Regions from separate parts of the Homo sapiens genome. Here region 1 is linked to region 2. The links are chromatin loops, found by intact Hi-C in ENCODE. Cell type or tissue: heart right ventricle. All regions are shown on one strand.

Evidence for each region. Hi-C counts contacts between places; a loop is a spot of excess contacts. Peaks named below come from ENCODE experiments on the same cell type or tissue, not always from the same donor. Only the 100,000 strongest peaks of a DNase experiment are listed, where the experiment ranks them.
Region 1: a loop joins it to region 2, with 2.7 times the contacts of the local background. A loop is called at or near these places in 1 of 110 quality-filtered maps.

Annotation. Positions count from the first base shown.
Region 1 is chr16:78,865,356-78,867,855 of GRCh38, forward strand. All of the region lies in intron 8 of WWOX (WW domain containing oxidoreductase), which reads left to right. Among named protein-coding and RNA genes, the nearest start is that of WWOX-AS2, 370 kb to the left of the region's middle. In heart right ventricle, no CTCF peak of the experiment used is centred here; a DNase peak (open chromatin) is centred at 1,366.
Region 2 is chr16:78,814,785-78,817,284 of GRCh38, forward strand. All of the region lies in intron 8 of WWOX (WW domain containing oxidoreductase), which reads left to right. Among named protein-coding and RNA genes, the nearest start is that of WWOX-AS2, 320 kb to the left of the region's middle. In heart right ventricle, no CTCF peak of the experiment used is centred here; a DNase peak (open chromatin) is centred at 1,073; H3K27ac peaks cover 2,064 bases.

The DNA.
Region 1 (2,500 bases), 51 kb after region 2:
AAGTACGTCAGGTGAAGGGCAGATAGAGGTCAACACCATAGATAAATCTTTACACTCCAGTGGACTTTGATTCACATCATGGCTCCTTCTCTTCCTTGCTGAGGCTTTTGACAATTTCAAATGCTCCCTGAACCTCAGTTTCCTTTGCCACAAAATAGCAATACAAATTTATAATTCCTTAGATTGCTGTGAGAATGAATTGAGGCAAGGTAGGTAAAGTGCAAGGAATTGTGTGTGGCCGGCCAGGTGCAGTGTGGCTCAAGCCTGTAATCCCAGCACTTTGGGAGGCTGAGGTGGGTGGATCACCTGAGGTCAGGAGTTCGACACCAGCCTGGCCAACATGGTGAAACCCCATCTCTACTAAAAATACAAAAATTAGCCATGCTTGGTGGCAAGTGCCTGTAATCCCAGCTACTCAGGAGACGGAGGCAGGAGAATCACTTGAACTCGGAAGGCAGAGTTTGCAGTGAGCCAGATTGCACCACCGCACTCCAGCCTGGGCGATGAGTGAAACTCCGTCTCAAAAAATAAACAAGAATTGTGTCTGGCCTTTGTGATAGTTACTCAACAAATCATATCTGTGATTGTTTTGGTTTTAACAATAATGGTTTTTAAAAACCGTAGGTGATCACATACTACGCAGAAAGGGAAGCAGTTACAGCATTCACAGCATCCGTGAGTCATAGACTCACTGCATTGCTCCAAGGTGCAGATTCTAGTTGGAAATGTTAAGTTTTTTAGAGCAATGAAAAAATTGATCTCTTTCTCTTCCATAACATAGATTTCCCATCTAGCTCCTGGGCTAACTTTTGTTTAGTAGTTGTATTATGAAAACACCGAAGAATCCTTCTGCCAGTCTCCATAGCAGTGATATAAATCAGAGCCCGCAGTTTCATGAATGCCTCGCTGTGCCACCAGGATTTTCTTGGAGGGAGCCACGGTCAGATTTCAAGTGGTCATTTCACTCTTTCTCCCTCTGGGGGACTGAGACATGATTAACTTGCAATAATTGTGACTCCCTCATTAAAGGAGAGCTGTAGCAAGGGAAGAAATCATTGAGACTGATCAAGACATCCCGTGCTATTTTTTTTTTCTTGCATATCAGCTGTGTGGGTACCTCTTGTTCCTCTGTCCTTCAGGTTAGTAAAACGAAGAACAGTTGCTGAAGCTATGAGCTATCGATAAAAGCTAATGTACCACACGAAATTGGAAGGGGAACAAAATCACTTAAGTGTTCAGGGCCACCAAGGCACTGGTGCATCCCCTGTGAGCCTATTTGGCTCCTGGCGGTGTTTTTGTTGCCCTGGCTTGCAACGTAGCCTGATTGTTCTAAGTAAATGGCAGAGCACGCAAATCAAGGACATTGGCAATAAACCAGGAATGCACTGTTTCCAGCCACGGGCTATCCAGGGAATTGGGGACAGTCTGTAATGTATCTTGAGCTAGGACCATATCCAAATTACTGGCCTTTCCAGTTTTTCTTAAAATAGTAGGGTCAGTAGGTGACCACACTCAGAAGCCAAGCCTGCAGCATCAGGGCTGAGGAGCAAACTCTTTCTTTGGTCTGAAGCTTCAAATATGAACCCTTGCCACCAGCTGCATAAATATGATAGCCAAAGGGTTTCAAATTTGTGATTTGTCATAAACGCTCCTATTGCAGGCTGGGTCTAGTCCTTCTTGACTTTGTGGAAGGAGAAGGCTTGAGGAAGTATTCACAATTGGAGAAGGGCGCCTTCTGTTATGTTCTTAGCTCACTAAAAGTGGTTAATGATGAGAAGGGGTGGGTCAATGACAAGAAAAGTGGAGAAGATGAGACAGACAAAACTGCAACTCATCTTCATGGCACACTGGTGAGTGGGGGAGTGCAAGAAGTTTAGGTGCAAAGGACAATGGAGTGAACATCTTGGCTTGGTTAACAGAAGAAAAGAATACCAACGCCGTCTATTTTCATATCCCTTTCTATTTTATGTACATATTTATCAATATACTTTTTGTTCCAGAAATAAATGGGAACTTAGGCACAATCTTTTACACATCTTACCTCAACTGGTGACTCTTCATAATCTAGAGCTATTATAGTTTCCAATTGACAGATGGGGAATCTGAGACTCAGAGAAGTTAAATGATTTTGTGTGTGTGTGTGTGTGTGTGTGTGTATGTGTGTGTGTTTTGTTTTTTTGTGTGTGTGTTTTTGTTTTTTTTTAAGACGGAGCTTTGCTCTTTCACCCAGGCTGGAGTGCCTTGGTGCAATCTCAGTTCACTGCAACTACAACATCCCAGGTTCAAGAGAGTCTCCCACCTCAGCCTCACGAGTAGCTGGGATTTCAGGTGCCTGCCACCATGCCTGGCTAATTAAGTGAGTTTCTTAAAGTCCTACAACTGGTGAGCTGTGAGCTGTAAATTGTGGAACTAATTTTTATACTGCCAATCTGAGGCCTTTTCTGACCTCATCGCTGCCACTGTAAAATGAATTCTAGCCCCAGACCATGACATGCCTACT
Region 2 (2,500 bases):
GTTGAAGTTGGGGAACTGTGGGCGTTGTCCCCACTAGTCCTGTCATCTGCCCTTGCAAAACCACCCTTGGGCTCTCTCGCGTGCGGTCTGTGCACCAGCTACCTTTGTGCTCCCCACATTCTTCCACCTGGCCTGGAAGCTGACCATAGTTGGCTCTCTTGCCCTTTCTTCTTCTGGTTGGATTTAGCAATTTAATTTTCAGGCTTGCTCCCTGCAGGGTGTCACTTCACCACCTTCCTCTGTAGAAGGTTTCGTCCAGGCCGGGCACAGTGGCTCACGCCTGTAATCCCAACACTTCGGGAGGCCGAGGTGGGCAGATTGTCTGAGGTCAGGAGTTTGAAACCAGCCTGGCCAACATAGTGAAAACCCATCTCTACTAAAAATACAAAAATTAACCAGGCATGGTGGCACACACCTGTAATCCCAGCTACTTGGGAGGTTGAGACAGGAGATTTCCTTAAGCCTCGGAGATGGAGGTTGCAGTGAGCCAAGATTGTGCCACTGCACTCCAGCCTGGCTGAGAGAATGAAACTCTGTCTCGAGAAAAAAAAAAAAAAAGAAGGTTTCATACATTTTAGCTGACAAGGGCAGGAGCTGTTCCTGCTGTTACTAACTGGAGTACATTGCATGAAACCTTGCTGTTTCCTTAAACCCTGCACCGACCTTTACAAACAGTGCCTTTACTAAACACTTCTTACGTTACCCGTTTTGAGTGTACCATCTGCCTCTTGCCAGGACCCTGACCAAGAATTTGAAATCTCAGACCATGATGACCTCCTTGCCCAATGCGTAAGCTGTCCTCCAAAACACACATTTATGGGGGCAGAGGGAGTCTCTCTGGAAGGAAACTTCGTCTGAGCCATGGCTCCTTTTGCTTCCCCTGGGTTTTAATCCTTCCTTCCCTTCCTGTTCTTTTAAGGAAATCTGAAAAGGAGCAAAAGAGCTTTAGAACTGCAATGCATCTGTCTGAGGCCAAGGACAGTTGTACGCAGACCTCTCTGCCAGTGTTTCAGTGACCCTCCTCTTGCTGCTTGGCTGCCTATGAGTCCATGCTGACATCTGGCTCTGTCTGCCCAAATATAAACTTGAGAGTGACTTCCAAGATATATACAGGGCTCAGAGGTTCTCTCCCCAACCCATTCACTGGCCCTGCTCTCTCTCGATGTTCCCAAGTCTCCTGGGTGACCTTGTGTGTCCTTCCTGGGATATTGCTCAATCACCCTAGAACTGTAAGGCCAAGTGGTCATAGCCAGAACATGGCAGAAACATTCCTGCTTCTATTCTGCTTTTCTAGCATGGAATCCCCTCTGCCTTAATGTGAATAAATACTCCCCAAAATGAAGGCAGAATCCAGTATCTGTTGTTTAAACTAAATCCCTAACTGGACCCCCTCTGATAAACCCTCTGATAAAGAATTGATGTAAAATTTGGGACGCTGGATAGGACCAGGAAGCCAGAGAAAGAGGGCACCCTTTTCTTTTCTAGCATTTGAGTTCCCAAAGAAGTAAAACTCTGTGAATGTTCACTTCATTTTTTCCTGATATATCGAGGACTCCAGATGTAACCTCATTGATAGTCTTGGTGTGTTCTTCAGTATTTGTGCTTTTAATAGATATTGCAAGTGTGTTTAATGTGAAAATAGAAATGGAGGGCTTTTAAAAGAGCTTACTCAAAATCCTGCCAATTACTGAAATCTACCAGACAAGAAGGAGCCACTCTTTTTTTTTTTTTTTTTTTTTTTTTTTTTTGATACAATGAGGGGAAATGTTTCTTCCACAAAAGCCTGGCCGTTTGTCTTTAAAAATTTTCATCTTTTGGGTACTGAGTTGTAATAGTAAATACAGATGTAGCTGTGTCACATTAAAAGCACAACCAAATTGTAGTACAATGTTCAGGACACTTTTATGTCACTTTAAAATGTAGAGTATCATCTAAAAATGAGCAATTGCTGTGAAGAAACTGGGGTTGGCTCTGATTTTGTGGCTCAGTTTTTTTTGGTTTCTTGAGAAGATCATCTTTAAGTCAAAAGTTATGCAATGCCAAGTACTCATCTGTGTAATCTATTTCAGTTTCCAAAATTTTTCATCACCTGGTTACAAACATCTGAAGGCAAGAAATAGCCAAGATTCCATTGCAAGTCCCAGAGTAAGTTATTATTAGACAGAAACAAACAAGTAAATACCTTGGGCCTGAGCTATTGCCCAAACCAGTCCTGACTTGGCTTGGGTTCTGACCAACTGTTTTTGATCCCACAGTCTGAAGTACGTTTGTGGAAATACAAAGGTCAAACCTTCCCCTAACCCTCTGTAATCCCTGGTGGAGCTAAGGAATGAAAAGTTGCTTAAACATTTTCCTGTTGCCAGTTTTTCTTAAACATTAGTGCTATTCTTTTTTTTTTTTTTTTTTTTTTTTTTTCCTTCTTCAACCCTGACTCTGATTCACAAAGAATAGGGAAGCTTAGCCAACTGCAGTTTCAAAGTATTGCTTCTTAAGCCTGGGC